2 separate regions of the Homo sapiens genome follow, and region 2 is linked to region 1. Evidence: read pairs that join two places in POLR2A ChIA-PET (ENCODE). Cell type or tissue: PC-9. All regions are shown on one strand. Each heading gives the region's core, and the rest is flanking DNA. Links, peaks and the distances in the headings are about the cores only.

Region 1 (9,936 bases), core at 1,122-9,121:
AAATTAGCTGGGTGTGGTGGCTCATGCCTGTAGTCCCAGCTATTTGGAAGCCTGAGGCAGGAGAATCGCTTGAACCTGGGAAGCGGAGATTGCAGTGAGCTGAGATCGTGCCACTGCACTCCAGCCTGGGCAAAGGAGCGAGACGCCATCTCAAAAAAAAAAAAAAAAAAAAAAAAAAAAAAAGTAAAAAATAACAATATAACTACAATAAAAATAAAAAGTCAACATGGTATAACAATTATTTACACAGTGTTTACAGTGTACTATCACAAGTAACTTGGAGATGATTTAAAGTATACAGGAGGATGTGCATAGGTTATATGCAAATACTACACCATTTTATGTAAGGGACTCGAGCATCTGCTGATTTTTGCAACCAGTCCTCCAAGGATACCAAGATGGCAGTACCTCTAGAACTGCAGATTCAGTATCTACACAAGGGGGAGCTGAGTACAGCATAATGTTCTTGTACCACTGTGCTGGGAACTGTATACAAATCAAGACAGAAATCTGAAGTTTAATAACAGTATAAACAATTGGGGTGGCTGGGTGCAGTGGCTCACACCTGTAATCCCAGCACTTTGGGAGGCCAAGGCAGGCAGATCACTGGAGGTCAGGAGTTTGAGACCAGCCTGGCCAACATGGTGAAATCCCCTCTCTAATAAAAAAAAAAAATAACAAAAAACAAAAATTAGCTGGGCGCGGTGGCAGGTGCCTGTAATCCCAGCTACTTGGGAGGCTGAGGCAGGAGAATCGCTTGAACCCAGGAGGTAGAGGTTGCAGTGAGCCAAGATCACACCATTGCACTCCAGCCTGGGTGACAATAGTGAAACTCCGTCTCAAAACAAACAAACAAAACAAAATAACATAAAACAAACAAACAAAAACAATTGGGGCAAATGGCCCTAGTTTAAAATGAATTATGATCCCACTGAAAAATAATGTAAAATATGTTTTATATAAATGAAAACAGTTCCTATGTGATAAGAGCCAAGAAACAGGCCAGGCACGGTGGCTCACGCCTGTAATCCCAGCACTTTGGGAGGCTGAGGTGGGCAGATCACCTGAGGTCTGGAGTTCGAGACCAGTCTGACCAACATGGAATAACCCCGCCTCTACTAAAAACACAAAATTAGCCGGGTGTGGTGGTGCATGCCTGTAATCCCAGCTACTTGGGAGGCCGAGGCAGGAGAATCACTTGAACCCTGGAGGTGGAGGTTGCAGTAAGCCGAGATTTCACCATTGCACTCCAGCCTGAGCAACAAGAGCCAAACTCCGGCTTAAAAAAAAAAAAAAAAAAAAAAAAGGAAAAGAAAAGAGCCGAGAAATAATTTCTCTGTTTTTGAGTTCTGTCATGATGTTACTCAAATAACTTTTGGTATTTTCAAGAAACAAACTACCTATAACTCCGATCCCCAATGCTAAATTTTTTTTTTTTTTGAGATGGAGTTTTACCCTGTTGGCCAGGCTGTAGTGCAGTGGTGTGATCTGTCACTGCAACCTCTGCCTTCCAGGTTCAAGTGATTCTCATGCCTCAGCCTCCTAAGTAGTTGAGATTATATAGGCACACGCTACCACGCCTGGCTAATTTTGTGTTTTTAGTAGAGACAGGGTTTCACCATGTTGACCAGACTGGTCTAGAACTCTTGACCCCAAGTGATCTGCCCACATTGGCCTCCCAAAGTGTTGGGATTACAGGAGTGAACCACTGCACCCGGCCCCTCAATGCTAAACAGTTCCTTAAAAACTCAACGCAGAGAAGACGTACTTGAAGCAGGTAAATTGGGGAATGTCCTCACGAACTACAGGTAGGTCTGTCTCCTTGTTGGCCACAAACTCTACAGACTATGGTAAGATTATGGCAATGGTTCATGGTTTTGCCCAGGTTATGCATGGTCCGTTTTGCTCTGCTTGCAAAGTACTCAGCTTTCAGAAGCAGAGCAAAATGGACCATGCATAACCTGAGCAAAGAACCAGTGCCATAATTTGACCATGCATAACCTTGCAAAGGACCGGTACCACAATTTTTGCCCAGGTTATGTATGGTTTGCTTGTTCTTGGCTATAGATTTTACTCTAGTCTCACTTAGTACCACTCTACACTCATACATTCAAAGTATACGGATTATTTTAGGTGCGTATTTTCACCCGTTCTCACTGGGTCTCCTGGTGAGCTATGGTTAAAGTGAGCAGTGATGACCTCAAGTACTCAACTTTCAGAAAGAAACAGGGAAAGGTGAGTTGTACTTGATATGTATGATGGCAGATTCTGGCTGATGCATCAACATACTTTTGTGAGCTGACACGGTATGATATGAGTCGGAAATTTCCATCTGGAGGAATAAATGACAAAACTCTTTCAGATTCCCAACGCTTGAACCGGATGCAGGGGTGAAAGCTGACATCATCCAGAAGCCTAGGGTTCTGCCAGAAAAACAGAAGACAGTCGTTCATAGACTATAATGAATATGGGAACTGTACTCAGATACCTTGACAAATATGTTCCCTGAAGATAAAGCAGTCATGGAAGAGTTTATGACCACATCTACACAACCTTATAGTTTCATAATGCTTTAAAGTTTGTAAATATTTTATGTACATTATTTTATTTGAATTTCAATAACTATAAAGGAGAAAAGGCAAGTAGTATTATTTCCCTTTAACAGATTAAAAAACTGAGGTTCAGAGGACTTAAGGTCAGAGCAAACTGGTGACAACACCAGAAGTCAGTTCTCTTAATTGTTCCTAGCAGTATATCATGCTGACTCTAAAATGATACAAAAGACCAGTGTCCTTTCATATCAGCAAAGCAAATAATTATTCAGTAAAAATGATACTGGATATTTGCAGAAGCCAGCCAGCCAATTTTAAGCCCCTTCTAGCACACTCAGGCAAAGACCTCCCTTAGTCTTTCCACAAAGACCACGCTCATCATGTAAGCGACTGTCTTAGGAAACTCTGCTAGGAATATTTCTGAGATAATCCTTTGCAATCTAAGATGCAAACTTATCTCAATATTTATCATTTCATTTAGTACTTCACATGTATTAGGCATTCAAGGGGCTATAAAACAGGAGAATAAAACTTACCATGAAAGAAAGGGAGAGATCAGGCATTCCAGATAGTTTAATGCAAGCATCAATGACCCCCTGAATTTCTGCAAAGACTGTAGATCCTGAAGAAAGAAAAAAAAAAGGAAGATAACATCAATGGAATATGAGTCTTCACTAGACCTATCACTGTATCTTTTTATTTTTATTTATTGTTTTTAGAGACAGAGTCTTGCTCTGTTGCCAAGGTTGGAGTGCAGTTGTATGATCATAGCTCACTGCAGCCTCACTCCTGGGCTCAAGTAATCCTCCTGCCCTAGCCTCCCAAATAGCTGGGAATATAGGTGCGTGCCATGACACCTAGCCCAACAATCACTACATCTAGAACAATAGAGATACCCTCTGGGTGTCAGATTAACTGAAGCTTTACATCTCTATTAACAGGTCAGGGGACAAGGTCCATACTTAACTCTGGCTGGAATATAATAATAATTCTTTTATTTTTAAGAGATAAAGTCTGACTAGCTAGTCCCAGCTGGTCCCCAGAGTAACTGAGACTACAGGTATGCCACTGTAGAATATAATTTTTTTTTTTTTGAGACAGGGTCTTGCTCTGTCACCCAGGCTGGAGCGTAGTGGTGCTATGATAGCCAGCCTCAACCTCCTGGGCTCAAGCAATCCTCCCACCTCAGCCTCCCAAGCAGCTGGTACTACAGGCATGCACCTCCACGCCTGGCTAATTTTTGTATTTTTTTTGTAGAGACAGGGTCTTGTTATGTTGCCCAGGCTGGTCTCAAACTTCTGGGCTCAAGCAATCCGCCTACCTTAGCTTCCCAAAGTGCTGGGATTACAGGTGTGAGCTACCATACCCAGCCAGAATATGCTAATTCTAAGGAAAATTAAACTGTTTCCTTTATGGAGCCAACCCTGTAAGATGACTGGATATGAGTTTAAAACATTTGGCAGGACGCAGTGGCTCATGCCTGTAATCCTAGCACTTAGGGAGGCTGACGTGGGTAGATTATCTGAGCTCAGGAGTTTGGGACCAGCCTGGGCAACATGGCAAAACCCCGTTTCTACTAAAAATACAAAAAATTAGCCAGGCGTGGTGGTGTGTGCGTGTAGTCCCAGCTACTTGGGAGGCTGAGGCAGGAGAATCGCTTGAACGTAGAAGGCGGAGGTTGCAGTGAGCTGAAACCACAACACTGCACTACAGCCTGGGCGACAATGTGAGACTCTGTCTCAAAAACAAAATAAAACAAACCAACCAAAACCATTTTCAATAGAATTTTATTTTTTTTTAATTTTTTTTTTGAGACGGAGTCTTGCTCTGTCACCCAGGCTGGATGGAGTGCAGTGGCGCTATCTGGGCTCACTGCAAGCTCTGTCTCCCGGGTTCACGCCATTCTCCTGCCTCAGTCTCTCGAGTAGCTGGGACTACAGGCGCCTGCCACCACACCCAGCTAATTTTTTGTATTTTTAGTAGAGATGGGGTTTCACTGTGTTAGCCAGGATGGTCTGGATCTCCTAACCTCGTGATCCACCCGCCTCAGCCTCCTAAAGTGCTGGGATTACAGGTGTGAGCCACCGCGCCCGGCTTCAATAGAATTTTAAAATGTGGCAAGTGTATTATGAAATGGACTAAGTTAACTTTTAAGAAATAGGATCCATAATAGAAAGATATCTCTTTTTTTTTAAGAGACAGGGTCTCCCTCTGCCATCCAGGCTGGAGTACAGTGGTGTGAACATAGTTCACCACAGCATTGAACTCCTGGGCTCAAGCAATCCTCCTGCCTCAGCCTTCTGAATAGGTAGGATTAAGGAAGCCATGCCTAGCTAATCTTTTAAATTTTTGATAGATATGGGGTCTTGCTATGTTGCCTAGGCTGGTCTTGAACTCCTGGGCTCAAGTGATCTTCCTGCCTAAGCCTCCCAAAGTGCTGGGATTACAGGTGTGAGCCACCGTGCCTGGCAAAAATCTATTATTCTATAAGATGGAATGTTATAATGAAAAGGGGACTCATGGAAGAGAAGATATTGACTATAATTCACAATAAGCCATCATTACATATTAACAAGTTGTGTGACCTGGAACAGTTCACTTAACCCTTCTGGGCTTTCCTTATGTGTAAAATAAATGTAAAGGAAGGACTAGATTTTTTTTCTTTTTTCTTTTTTTGTTTTTTTAGAGATGGAGTCTCACTCTGTCACCCAGGCTGGAGTGCAGTGGTGCAATCTTGGCTCACTGCAACCTCTGCCTCCCAGGGTCAAGCAATTCTCCTGCCTCAGCCTCCCAAGTAGCTGGGTTTACAGGCGCCTGCCACCACGCCCAGCTAATTTTTGTATTTATAGTAGAGACGGGGTTTTACCATGTTGGCCAGGCTGGTCTCAAACTCCTGACCTCAAGTGATCTGCCTGCCTCGGCCTCCCAAAGTGCTGGAATTACAGGCGTGATCCACCATGCCCGGCTGCTATTTTTAATAATAAAATTTTACGATTCTTATAGAGTACTATTGTTTTGTCTGGTTAAAAAGATAATCAGATTGGGTGTGGTGGCTGATGCCTGTAATCCCAGCACTTTGGGAGGCTGAGGTAGGTAAACTGATTGAGCCCAGGAGTTCAAGACCAGCCTGGGCAACATGGTGAGACCCTGTCTGTACAAAAAAAACAAATAAAAGTTAGCCAGGCATGGTGGCGTGTGGCGTGTACCTCCTGATTGGCTGGGACTATAGGCTACTCAGGAGTTTGAGGTAGGAGGATCACATGAGCTGGAGGTCAAGGCTACAGTAAGCAGGGACTGCGCCAATGCACTCCAGCCTAGGCAAAAGAGCAAGACCCTGTACTTAAAAAAAAAAAAGAAAGTGAAAAATAATCAGATAGGGGCTTTTACCAGAAGTACTGCACATAATGTAGTAGCAAAAGCATGGTATATAGCAGATTTTCAATAAATGTTAGAAGGAATAAATAGCAAGAGGTAGAGGTACATAGGGTAATAATTGGCTTAAAGTAAGGCATTATGAGTTCTGATTTACATGTTTGGCAGACCTCAACTAGTGGTTATGAAAATTATATGTAACCTATGGGCAAAATAAACAGATTTATGGGCCAGGTGCAGTGGCTCACGCCTGTAATCCCAGCCCTTTGGGAGGCCAAGGCAGGTGGATCACTTGAGGTTAGGAGCTTGAGACCAGCCTGGCCAACATTGTGAAACCCCGTCTCTACTAAAAATACAAAAAATTAGCCAGGGCCGGGAGCGGTGGCTCACGCCTGTAATCCTAACACTTTGGGAGGCCGAAACGGGCAGATCACCTAAGTTCAGGAGTTCGAGACCAGCCTGACCAACGTGGAGAAATCCCATCTCCACCAAAAACACAAAATTAGCTGGGCATGCTGGTGCATGCCTGTAATCCCAGGTACTCGGGAGGCTGAGGCAGAAGAACTGCTTGAACCCGGGAGGCGGAGGTTGCGGTGAGCTGAGATTGCACCATTGCACTCCACCCTGGGCAATAAGAGTGAAACTGCGTCTCAAAAAAAAAAAAAAAATTTAGCCAGGTGTGGTGGCTCATGCCTGTAATCCCAGCTACTTGGGAAGCTGAAGCAGCAGGATCGCTTGAATCCAGGAGGTGAAGGTTCCAGTGAGCCAAGATCATGTGATTGCACTCCAGCCTGGACAACAGTGTGAGACCCCGTCTCAAATAAATAAATAAATAAACAAACAGATTTAAAAATCATCAGATAATGAATGCCTTTCCACCGAAACCATACTGCCAAAGGACTTCAATTTTCTTTTCCTTTCTTCTTCTTTTTTTTTTTTTTGTTGAGACAGAGCCAGGCTGGAGTGCAATGGCATGATCTTGTCTCATTGCAACCTCTGCCTCCTGGGTTCAAGCAATTTTCCTGCCTCAGCCTCCCGAGTAGCTGGGATTACAGGTGCGCGCCACCATGCCCGGCTAATTTTTTGTATCTTTAGTAGAGACAGAGTTTCACCATGTTGGCCAGGCTGGTCTCGAACTCTGACCTCATGTTCCGCCTGCCTTGGCCTCCCAAAGGGCTGGGATTACAGGCGTGAGCCACCGCGCCCGGCCAGGACTTCAGTTTTCTATTCATCTGTGTCAGATGAATTGTTTTTCCCCAAATAAGATGACATGCACACAATTACCTGATTTATCTATAATTGCGTCTATTTCTTCAACAACATCAAAATAGGCTTCATTGTTTGTGTACTTTACCCCTGCCCGACGCCATGGTATGTTGGACAGCTGCCCGGTGGGGAGTGTGTCCCCAACATTACTACTGCCTAGAAACCAAAAAAGGAGAAGGCAAAGCTGATGTATAAAACAGTCATGAGAAAATTTATTACTAGGAAAAAAAAAGCTGCTTCTTCAATGTTTGGATTTTTCTTAATGAAGTTGTGGATGGTCACTAGAATTGTCAGACATATCCATACCAACATGATCAAATTTCTAGAAAAGAAATATAGGCCATGTGGCCCTCTGTCTACCTGCCAAACCAGGTTAAATTTATTTACTTATCTTTTGCCTCCTGTGTGTTAACAGTAATCTAATCTAATTCCAGTGGCTCAACAACAGAATCTCTGCCACTGATGAAAAAAGAGGTTGGTTGTTTCAAAACCTTCTGCCAATAAAATGTCTCCAGTGAGAATACAGAGTTATAACTAGGCCCTTCAGTATTCAACTTTATTTTACATGAGATGCTGCCAAGCACGCCTCAGTGGAGTAAATGGAATCTGGCCTTTTCCTATTTTAAGGTCAGCATACCCATACGGCTGCAATATAGCTAGTATTCAGTATCCAGCTCATTTCCTGGTAAACTGACACATGCCTAAAAATAAGTCTGGTTGTCCAAAACACATATCTTTGAGCTGTGACTTACTTAATATTTTGGTTAATTTATATTTCCCATTCGAAAGTACTACATACTTAACAACAACAAAAAGGTAGAGTTCAGAGAAGTGGTTTAAAGAAAAACACCTGTCTTCTTACTAACAAAATATATCTACCATTAACATTTTTGTTAATATTATGGTATTAACATTTTAATATAATATTAACATTTTGGTATATTTCTTTGAATATTTCCACCACCAGAAGGTTGCATTTTTTTCTATTTTGATAATTTTGGTTTTTAATTGCACTTTAAAATATAGTCGCAATCATACTGTATCTACAATTTTGCAGTCTACTTATGATTGGTGTTCCTACCTGCAACCTATAATCATGTTATCTTCCTGCTCAAAAACGTTCAATGTTTGCTCACTGGCTTTATGATAAAAGCTAAATATTTATCCTAGCTTTGAAGGACTTTCTCTACTTTTTAATTTGATCTCTAACTTCTCAAGTGAAAAACAGTTCTGCTTCTGCTAAAGGGATTAATAAAACTTTAGGTTTTTCTCTTTCATGTGTGTTTTTTTCTCATACAGTTCCACCATGGAGAATGCTCTTATTCCTTCCTCACTTCCTGAATTCTACTGATTTTCCAAGGTGGCCACCCACCACAGTTCAGGAGGGATTACTTCATTAATGGAACCATTCTCTTGAACTTTGTAATACACTATCTAATGAATCTGTTATGTTTTGCATTATATATTTTAGTAACTTTTCTCTGACTATAAAATACATGTTTATTTTGGAAAATTAGAAAGTATAAAGCAAAAATAAATATAATCTGTATTTAGCTGGGTATAATCATTGTAAATACTTTTTTGTCGGAGTGAATATTTATATATAAGAATAATTTTTTTCAGTTTTGTGCTGACTTTTCAATTTAACGTTACATCATGTGTATTTATTTTCCAATGCTATTACTTTATCTGTGAAGTATGGAATTGCTTTTTAAAGTCTTATACAGTTATTTACTTAATTTTTTTTCCAATGTCCCATTCAGAGTATAAGTTTTAGGAGTACAGACACACCATCTTATCTTTCTTTGAATTTCTCCTAACATTCGTCCTTACACAAAGGATGAATAAAGAGCTGCTGAATGATCTTTTTCTTATAGGCCTCTCTCACCTCATTTTTAGGTCAAGGCACTGGACAGGGGTTTACAATGGTTGACAGTGGAGTTGGAGTGGCATATAACATTTCATAGGAATCTTTGTCTAAAAGACTTTAATGCTTTCGAAAGAATATTGGTATCTGGATGTGCCTAATTTCTAGCTACACTCAAGAATTAAACCCAGCTGGAAGCTTACAACACAAGTACAGGCCCACAATGCATGAGATCTCATAAGTAAACTATTTCCTATTTTTTCTTAATACATCTTCTGAATGCATAAAAACAAAGACTTGGAGGAGATTGTAGTACTGTGTGGTTAAGCGTCTTAAATTTTCTATTCTCTAGTAATTGTGGAGTAGCAGCATACCAGTTATGTAATGCTATTTTAAATATTAAAATGCCAGTCTATAAATGGACTAAATTCTCTTCTAAGTGGGCTCATATACTGGCTTCTTTAGGAATAACTGGAACAATTTATTCAGTCTTAGTATTTAGTGTTAAATAATGGTAATAATATTGTTGTGGTGTTTTAGAAAAAAAAAAAGAGTAATAACCAAAAGTTCTTTATCACTTAAGGTCTAGCCTCTTTCCATGAAAATAAATATATAGTACATCCATTTTAACTTTACCAGTAACTTTAATTATGGCCAAATTGTACTACCTTAATAATATGTCAGATCATGAGCAATAATGAGTTGTTTACAAAGTTTTAATTGCTCAGTTACTAGCACAGTATGTTTTCATCTTACCTGTAATAGAGTTGACAACAGAGCGTAGAATTGTTGGTGGTTTAATCAATTCTTTCAAAATGTTAGATTCGGTAGCCAGTGGAAATCCATTGTCTAACATTTCTTCTAAGAGTTCATATACTA
Region 2 (9,936 bases), core at 971-8,970, 260 kb before region 1:
TCACTCAAGCAGTTTTAACTTGGTGACACAAAGACCTGAGCCCCACTTTGGCCTCTGGATCTCAAGGCAAGGGAAGCGAGAGGCTCCAAGAAATGCCCTATAGCGAAAAGGCCCTCAATCAGCTTTGACAGAGAAAATCCCCAAGGGGTCACTAGCAAGCCCCAAGAAGGCAAGGCTCTGCCTGGGGGCACTCTGGCTGCTCTCAAGGGCCAGAAAAGGGTCAGCCGTCTGTTCTCCATGCCCCCCGGCAGGGCTCCCGGTGCCTGCAGCCTTTGCCCACTGTTTTGGTGACATTTCCTTCATGGTAACCAGCCCCAAGTAAAACATCCCAGGAAGCAGCCCCTAAAAATAGCTCCTCCCAGGGCAGCAGCAAGCAGGGGGGAAGGGAAAGAAAGGGAGGAGAAAAGAGGGGAGCAGATGGGAAGCTGCGGCTGCTGCTGATAGGGCCCAGGAAGCGGAGATGGTGTTGGGGAGGAGTGGCTGGAAATCTCCCCACCGCACAGCCCAGAGAGGTGGGTACAGACGGGAATGGGGCCTCAGCCAGCAACGAGGAGGGATTTGCTCCACCAGGCTTGGAGCTTGGGGCCTAGATGGAGAGGTGTGAGGTGATATGCCAAGATTCATCACAGGAACAAAGTATCCAGAACCTGTGTTTTAAAGAAAGGCGCCAAGGAGTGGGTGGAGGCCACACGGCCTGAGGACGCTGGGTCTGAGCCCTGGCAAAGTCATGGGCACCTGCAGCACAAAACCAAAAAAGAAAAAAAAGACCCCAGACAAAGCTTTTGTGCTTTGATTTCCCCAGCGGTCCTGCGGCAGATCTGTCTGGCCATGGGTAGGTGACAAAGGGGCTCTGCAGAGAGGCATTCAAGAGGTGCAAAGTGCCCATCTCCTCCTGTCACCACCCTTTTGGCACCCATGGGATCAGGCCCTTGTTGGTCTGCCAAAGCTGTTCAGAGAGCAGCAAGCATACAGATGGGAGCAGGAATGGTCACACCCAGCCTCCCCTTCCCTATCTCCAGTCTCAGCAGAGAATGGGGTCAGCCACTCACCTCTAGGGTTTCAGCACAGCTTCGAACAAGGGTATGGTGACAAGGGACCAGAGGAAGCAGCAGGAAGAAGGCAGGGGCCTCCCTGACAGGACAGGGCAACCTTCCCACCTCCATCCCCACACCATGATGCAGCACCCCAAGTCACTCTAGGAAGACAGGTGGGAGGGGAGGGGGACAGGCCAGTGTTGTGTGTGCTAAGGCCCACAGCTCAACGTGACCGCGTGACAAAAGCCGCCTGGCAGAAGCCTTTGCACAGAGGGACCTGCAGTCGGCTTCCATCCCTTCAGGAGAGAAAGTAGAGGCGCTCCATCACTGATATGCAGGATGCCCATTTCTCTGTTTACAGAAATTGGCCTGTTTTATCCTCAGGAGGAAAGCATGGTTTCGCACACAGCCTCCTTAAATGCTTCCTCGAGGCCTGTGTTCCAGTGCTGTGTGGATTTCTCTTCCTTCTCCCACTCCCTGCATTACTGCTTCCCCCTCCCTTCTCTTTCCCTCACTTCACCCAGATCCTTAACAGGAAAGTCTCACTTGGAGATACCACAGGGGACACAAATGTCATGGGGGCTACTCAGGCCAACACTAAGGGGGCGGGGACTCTCAGCTGGCACCATCCAGGGGATCCCATTTCAGTCCCCAGGGCCAGCTGGACCCAGAAAGGGACAGCCTTTACCCTTCTGGTGGCCAACATGCCACAACCCGAGCCACCCAGCTTGCCGCAGCCTCAGACACAGACACCCCAATCCCGAGGCCCAGAACGAGGCCCCTAATCACAGAACAGCCCATGTGCACAGATGGCCACATAGTGGCAGACACACAATCTGGAGAAGGATGGGCCAAGGTGTGTCTGTTGAATTCCAGAGGGCATGGCAAGAGCAACTGTTGTTGCAGATTTTAGGTGGCATCTCTTAAAGAGTGGCTCATGCCTCACCTGCATGAAATTCACTGGAGCATGTGTTAAAAATGCAGATTCTGCAGCTCCACCCTAGACCTCCTAAAGCAGAATCTCTGTGGCTAAAGCCCAGAAGTCTGTATTTTTTAAACTAGTACTCAGGGTGATCCTTACGCACACTAAAATTGAAAATCACTACCTGGAAGAGATCCCAACAGTGGCCCTATAGTGCCATTTAGTGACAGGGAAGGAGGAATCATCAGCTAAATGTCTGCCTACATCTCCCACTCTGCCTTATGCCCCAAGCACAGGTCTTTATCCTCATCTGTCCTCTCTTCCAGCAGCCGTATCAGGTCTGCAGCTTGGCTCCCTGGATCAGAAAGGGAGGACCCAAGTCTGTAGCAGGGTACAAGGGCTCTGGCAACTTGACTCTGAGTTTCCTAGGAGCCAAAGCCAAAAGGCAACCATGATTGGTTACATAGTCCTCTTGACCCATTCATTTAATGTGTATGTGGCTGGCATACGTCAGGCACTTCGCTAGGGCCTGCCCATGCAGAAGTATAGAAACACATAAGGACCCTTCCCTCACCTCTCAGGTCCTCACAAAGAGGAAAGCTTTTGCTTACATTTAGCTTCAAAAGAAATTTCTTCACACGGAATGTACAGATTAAATAAATATGTTAAAGTATTATAACAGATTTCAAAACACTGTTTCCGGTAGCATCTCTTAGTAAGGCCAAGGGCATTACCCCAGTATCTATCTTGGTAAAAGCAACTGGAATCCAGATAAATGGTACATATACAGAAGTTTCTTGTGATGCTGATTGTTTTAGGGATAAATCCTAAACGACGTAGAAGAAAGGACCATTTGCCCTTCAACTGTAGTAATATGGGGGAAATGCTTTGGATATAAGCAAAGAGAGCAGGATATAAAATGTTATGCTCCACGAGGTGAAAATCTGTATGCATATGAATAAAGATAAGAAGGGAATATGAAGATTTAAAAATAAAAAAAGACATAAGGGCTCAGGCTCCTTGAGGGGGGTGCTCTTAAATCTTAAAATAACGACTTATCATTGCCATCACCTGGCCCACTAGCTCCTGCATCCAAGCCTATTTTAAATGCCTCCTTCGGCCTAGTGGAGCTAAGCTTGGAACCATGGGCTCCCTTAAGAGCCCAGCTCCACTCCTATCACGGTTCTGAAGCAAACGGAGTGACGTTATGTGACTTTCAGTGACTTTATGTAGACAGGCCCGCAGACAAAGACAGTGCTCAACGCATATCCGCATGAACTCCCCACCTTGCAACCTAGCCGCCAATGTGGGCCTCTGAGGCCACAGTGACAAGACACAACAGCCCAAAAGAAGGCTTCCTGTCTCGATTGGACCCCCCCAGAAGAACAGGTGATCCCTCTCCCTGACTCCTAGCCACCTCACCAGGGATGCCAAGGAGAAACAGCTCTATACCCTCTTTTTATCTTTTCAGTTTGTAGCCCAGAGAATCACAAACAAGAAAGACAGGAGGCAGGAAGACCCAGTGAACACAGCAAGCCCCTTCAGACCTTCACAGATGACCCTGGTGGGCCCACGACATTCCCAGACACAGAAATCCAACACCTGCGGAGACCTAGGCAGACAGCGATGAGTGAAACCCAGCTCCAGTGGCTGCACCTTTATAAAATATATAGTGTAAACTGAGAGTCTGCAGGGAAGCCATGGCCCTCACTCCCTAACCCCATGGGAACCAGCCCATGGCTACCCTGGCCCAGATCTCTCCAGGAGTTCACATCTCCCATGCCCACACCTATAGTCCAGCCCCACCTTGTTCCCTCCATCTCCAAGACAGCCCCTTTCCACTTTCCCACCTCCACACAGTACTGGCTGGCACTTACACATTCTGACCCCTCTGGCTGGCATCTGTGCCTATCATCTGTGCCTCTGTCCCAAAGTCAACCTGGCACATGAGGCCACACAACAGAGCCCAGTCTTGGCATATCCATCTTGGGAGAGGGGGAGTTGCTGTCTGAAGCATATACTTTTACACAAGAATCCTCTTCTTGAGGGGAAAAAAAAAAAAATCAACGAGAAATCAAGTCTCATCCAGTTTGGCCAGGGAAAGATATCCATTGGGAAAGATGGGACAAGGTTAAAAGGAGGTGAGGAAGGGAAAGGGAGGCTATCACACAGGTCATGGAAATTTACGCAGGTAGGGAAGGAGTAGGAAATGAAAGCCCCAGTCAGGCAGCTGCAGGAAGTCACCACATCACCTATCCTCACATCCCAGAATTCGGCTCCCAGCCATCTCTCCTTCTCTTACCCATGGGTCAGAGGACACTGGTGAGATGAAGAGAGCAAAGCATTGCATCATCAACTGGAGACACCAGATGCCAGCCCTGTTTCTGATGCACCAGGGCTCTGCTGTGTGGGCAAGAGAGGTATCCAGCCTCAAGCCATTGTTCCTGCCTGCACCTTCCATCCTTGGCCAGAGGATGTCTGCCAGAGAGCCCAGCCCCTGTTGTCCCCCCCACCCCCACTCCAGGGTATCTGACTGCCCACATATCTCTATGGCAACCATCCTCAGACTCAAGGTACCCAGAGAGAAAGAAAACAAACAAGTCCAACTTTATAGGCAATGTACACGAACAGCAAGAGATGGAGCTGGATGGGAGTCAGCAATTAGTGCCCTACTAGAGGGATGGAGAGAGAGTCCCCAGTCAGGGAGTGGACACGGCCCTGCTAAACAGGTCCCAGAACAACTGCCAACACGACAGAAGCCCGTGGAATTGTAGAGCTTCTCTAAGCATTTGGGACATCTATTATGTCTCTTATCCCAGAGAAACCCGTGTCATTATTGGCCAAAGCCCATGTCTTCCCCAGGGCATGTGTCCTGGCTCCTAATATATTTATGGCATCCTACTGCCCAGCCCTAATTCCTTTCTCTGAGTTTCACAACCTTTGTCCCCCAGCTGCACCCTGCAGCCCTCCGAGATCTGACCTCTGTACTCACCAGACCTGTTCCCAGAGCACTTCACACATTGCTGGGTCTACACCTATCAGATGAGGTGAGTTTGGCAAGTACCCAATAGGAAGTTCAGAGAGTGTAGGTTCAAGGTGTGAAAGACAGGCCCTGACCCTCCAAGCCTCAGGTACTTGGGAGGATCTCGCAAGTGAGGCCCCAAGGCCTTGGCCTTTATGCTCCTCAGACTCGGAGGCAGTGCAGTTCCTGCCCAAACCGGGCCTTTGGGATTTCTAGACCATGAGGCATCACCCTCCACCCAGGACAGACTACATCTGCTGCTGCACCACCAACTTTGTAATTTGATCAAAAAAGCAATCAAGTTCATCTGGCAGAATTTGTTCCTGAGAAGCCCTCGCCAGTAGCAGCCTCCCCTGATGTTTACAGATTCCCTTCCCTTGGGAGTCTGTTCTGCCGCCTGGTGGGCAGGGGAGGCTGGCTTTGTCAGAGCTGCTCACTTACTGCATTTCCATCCTAAGTCACCACTGGGGCACAGGGACCAGGAAAGGCCTGCAGTAGCCACCACTGCCCCAAAGGGAGAGGCTCCAAATGCCCCAAATTAAGAGCTCCCCATTCTGTACCACCCACTACCCCCATATCCTCCACCTCCCTGAAGACCGAACTCCCTTGAGCCTTTGGGGGCCACTGCAGCTACTTGCATCTCTTCCTTCATTCTTTTGTACCTGGGCGCTTCCAGTCCCCCATGCAACTCCTTTTCTGGCTTCAGCCTGACACAAAGTCCAACCAGTCTGAAATTCCAACTCCTCTCCAAGTGCTAAAACGCACAACCCCCAATTCCTGGGGCTTCCTCAAAAGAAACCATGGCCCCTGGAGGCACCCTCAGGAAGAGGTCAAGACAGGGAACACTCACCCCGGGCAGACAACTTCTTGGTATTGATGATTTTTGCTGCGTACTCCTGCGTGGAGGTTTTCTTCACACACCTGCGGACCACAGAGAAAGCACCCCTGGAGGGAGAAGGGGAAAAGAACTGGGACACGGAGCAGGGCAGAGTGACACAGACACACTTCAAGTCTGGGGACGATGATGCTCCCACCACCAGACCTCTAGTCACACTCACGTACATGCACACACACCGGCGCTGTGACCACCACCATCCAACATGAGGCAAAAGGACGCGGCCACCGCAGGACACTGAACAGATGTGGGTGGCGTGCCGCGCTCCCACCCCCTCATCCAGTCCCTGGGCAAGGCAACAGCCTCCACCTCAGGCTGCACATCAGGAGCGGGTGGGCGATGCTGAAAACACACACCTGCTGCATCTCAGACAGCCCTGCGGTCCCGGCCAAGAGAACCAGGGCAGAAGGGAGCAGAGAGACCCTGCCCTTCTCTCAGCAGGAACAGTTGAAGGTCGGGGAAGGAAAGATTAAAAAGAGGGTATCATCCCCTGAAAGAGAAATCTCCCTCAACCATGGGGCAAAGTGAGGCTCAAACCCCCCCACAGCCGGTTTCATCTCACTGCATCCCGGCTCAACTGACAGCAAGGGAAGAGAGGACACAGTCAGACATCAAGAACTCCCCTTCCCATGCTATTTTCCTTGACGTCCCCGTCAAACGGGAGCTCGCACTCTGAGCTCTGGAAACGTCTGGGGGGGCGGGCGGGGCGGGGGCTGCAGTGGCCGGGCTCGGCGCCGCGGGTGGGGGTGGGGGGCCGGGGCTGCTGCAGCGGCCAGCTCAGTGCGGAGGGGAGGGGGATGCTGAGGCTGCGGCGCGGCTCCCGGGACCACTGCAGGGGTGGGGGGAGGGGACGGGGGTGCCGCAGCACTGCCCAGCCGCGGGGCTGGGAGCCTGGAGCGGCACCCGCGGGGGGCGGGGCCGGGCGCCAAACAGCCCCCCCACGCCCGGGCTCCGCAGCAGAGCTAGGGCTGCAGGGCTGGGGAGGGTCCTGAGTGCGAGGCGCGTGGGACCTGGGTTCAGGGTGCGGAGTGAGCAACCGGGCAGCGTTGGGAGGTGGTCGGGAGGGGGGCGCCTGAAGGGTGCGGAGGGGCGGGGCTGGAGGGCACCCGGGAGCGGTCCGGGGTCTGCGGTGTCCGCGGCGGCGCGTGGGGAGCAGCGGCCCCGCCAGTTGCTGCAGGGCGCGGAGGGGGATGCGGGGCAGTGCGCGGGGGGCGCGGGGACCGAAGGCGGCGGGCGGGAAAGGCGGGGGTGGGGCGGCCGAGGGGGAGCCGCAGCGGCCGGTGCAGGGCCGGGGGGCGGGGCGAGAAGCCGCATAGCTCCCGGGCGGCAGGGCAGGCAGGGGACCGCGGCGGGCGGGCCGTACTTGCCAAGCTCCTCGAAGAGCTGGTAGTCGTCGGTGAAACGGGTGCAGGTGGCGGTGGTGGCCATGCTGGCGGGCGGGCGGACGCGGCGGTGCAGCCCGCGCCGACGTCGGTGCACAGTCACCGCCGCCCGGCCGAGGGAGCAAGAGGAGGAGACGGGGCTGAGCCCGGCAGCACCGCGAGACTTTACCGGGGAGAGCGAGGGAGGGAGGGACACCCCCGCGCCGCCCGCCCCGCCCCGCCCCCAGGCCCCGCCAGTCCCCCCCCCCGCCCGGCCCCCGGCCCGCCCCCGGGGAGGGGCCTCCCGCCGCCGGCCCCGCCCCGCCCCGGAGCCGCCCTCGCTGGGCCAGGCGCGCGGGGCAGCCGAGGGGAGGGGGTCCCCGCTCCGGGCCACCTGTCTGGGCAGACGGAGCTGGAAGGTTCGCGACTTATGGGCTTGTCCCGGGGCGGACCCCGCGCGGGCTCGGGAACGTGCATGCGAGGGTGCATGTGTTAGGAGTGTAGGAGTCTGGACCACTGACCTCTCTGGACGGGTCCTACACGCGGGTCCCGAGCCCCCAACCGGGCTCCTAGCACGTGGGGAGAGAGCCAAGGTCAAGGAGCCTGTGCCAGGCTGCACGCCCGGGAGGCGCCCCCAGCCTGCGCAGAGCCAGCTGCCAGCCGCCTTCCCTCTGGGAGCTGACAGTCTAGACTTGCGCAAGCACCAGGGCCATTATTAGAAAGAAACCCTTCAGGCGCGGGTTGATCAGGGAGACCAGGCCAGGGGCAAGGATACAGGTAGGACTCTGCCTTCCTGCACCATAACTGCAGAGATGAAAGAGTATTCTCTATCCGGCCAGAAATGAAAGGGGTGAAGTAGGAAGACTTGAAAAGGCTTTGTGCAGTGGGGGCTAGAAGAGAAAGTGGAAGAAAGGGGAAATCCCCATTTTCTTGCAAGGCACCCTCGTACTTTTATTTTCTGGCACCTACCACATTTTGTAGTGATGCATTGACTGGTATAAGGGGCAGTAGAGCTATCTCATAGCTGTCTAAGCGTGAACTTGCATCAAACTGCCTGGATTGGATTTCTAGGCAACTCACTGATCAGCTCTGTGACCTGGGGTAAGTCACTGAATCTTTTTTTTGAGACGGAGTCTTGCGCTGTTGCCCGGGCTGGAGTGCAGTGGTGCGATCTTGGCTCACTGCAGCCTCCACCTCCTGGGTTCAAGCGATTCTCCTGCCTCAGCCTCCCGAGTAGCTGGGATTATGGGCGCGCGCCACCACGCTCGGCTAATTTTTTTGTATTTTTAGTACAGACGGGGCTTCATTATGTTGTAGTAATGAAGTATGTATGTAGTACATACATGAAGTAATGAAGTATGTATGTAGTACAGAGGTGGCTTCATGAGCCACCTCGCCCGGCTGGGAACAATAATATTACCTACCTCATAGGCCTGTCAGCATTAAATGGTCTAAGGCACTTAGAATAGTACTTGGTGCCTAATTAGAACTACATTTGCTGGGCCGGGCGTGGTGGCTCATACCTGTAATCCCAGCACTTTGGGAGGCTGAGGCGGGTGGATCATGAGGTCAGGAGTTCGAGACCAGCCTGGCCAACATGGTGAAATCCTGTCTCTACTAAAAATACAAAAACTAGCTTCCCGCTGAATTGTAGGCTCCAATAAAGCGGGGCCTCTGCACCTTTTGTTCACCATTGTACACTCAGCCCCTGACCCTCAGTAAATATTTGTGGGATGGCAGAGGGAGATACCATCCCTTCTCCTGTCCCCACCATCACAAGTTGGTGGGACAGAGGCACATAACTGTCTTGATGGGGGACAAACAGGCTGGGCAGGTTCCTGACCTGCCTGGGCAGCTGTCCCCTGAGGCTGAGGCCAGCCCCAACTGGGCAGGGTGGAGCTCAGCCAGAGGCTGCCACTCAGTCTTGATTACAGCAGGACGCCCACTGGGAGTCGGGTCTCCCTCGCCAGCAGGCTCGCTCTGCCAGAGGAGGGGGCTGAGAGGTGTCCCAGCCTCCCAAGCTGCCTCCCTGAGGGGTGGGTGGGGCAGAGCTCTCCAGGAGTGCTCCCCTCCTGTCCTGACCCAACAGCCCTGAGAGCTGCTTTGGGAACCAGACTGCCCAGTAGGGGTGATTAGGGAATGGGAGGGCATGAAGCCCTAAAGGAAAAGCATTAGCAGTTCTCTTGGGAGAAGGGTAGAGAGGGCCAAGGGAAAGGGTAGCAGTGCCAGAGCACCATGCCCTACCCCTCCCCAGGGCAACAGGAGGTAAAGTGGAGAGTAAGGCCACTTCCTATCTCAAAGCACCTGGGTGAGAGCCAGGTCCCAAGTCCCAGTGTGGGGTAGGGCAATGAGATTGCATACATGGGGATGCCAGTAAGTGTTGAGTTTCTGTCATCCATCTCCAAAGCAGAAGCAACTTTGAATATCAGTTGATCATCAATGTGCCCTTCCTAAGTGCTCAAGGCAACTTGCTTCCTGACCTCCAGGCTGATACTTGAAACTTTCTATTCATGAATGGAAGGTGGAGTGGAGGAGACCCTGAGAGGTCAGAACAAGCACAGAGGAGGGCTGCCATGGAGTCCCCTAGGAGTATCCTGGGGCAAATGTAAAACAGGACTACAACCCTGACCAGTCTCATGTGCCTGCTGTGAGAGGAACATCATCCCGACTGAGGGGAGGGTTCAACACTAGGTGTTTTGGGG

The links. ChIA-PET counts read pairs that join two places held together with the same protein. Peaks named below come from ENCODE experiments on the same cell type or tissue, not always from the same donor. Only the 100,000 strongest peaks of a DNase experiment are listed, where the experiment ranks them.
Region 2: POLR2A ChIA-PET joins it to region 1 with 22 read pairs; 3 of 35 experiments call an interaction of 5 or more read pairs at or near these places.

Annotation. Positions count from the first base shown.
Region 1 is chr10:74,126,819-74,136,754 of GRCh38, forward strand. It overlaps AP3M1 (adaptor related protein complex 3 subunit mu 1), which reads right to left. Exons shown (of 9, transcript NM_012095.6): 3 at 9,814-9,936; 4 at 7,209-7,346; 5 at 3,089-3,174; 6 at 2,290-2,423. Among named protein-coding and RNA genes, the nearest start is that of AP3M1, 19 kb to the right of the region's middle. In PC-9, for the core only: no CTCF peak of the experiment used is centred there; no DNase peak of the experiment used is centred there.
Region 2 is chr10:73,867,161-73,877,096 of GRCh38, forward strand. CAMK2G (calcium/calmodulin dependent protein kinase II gamma) reads right to left here and starts at 7,395. Exons shown (of 23, transcript NM_001367534.1): 1 at 7,237-7,395; 2 at 5,829-5,923. The coding sequence starts at 7,301. RefSeq lists silencers at 6,788-6,847, 7,108-7,277, 7,338-7,497, 7,508-7,787 and an enhancer at 8,008-8,117. In PC-9, for the core only: CTCF peaks have their summits at 5,444 and 5,661; DNase peaks (open chromatin) are centred at 5,041 and 7,381; H3K4me3 peaks cover 4,383 bases; H3K27ac peaks cover 4,867 bases.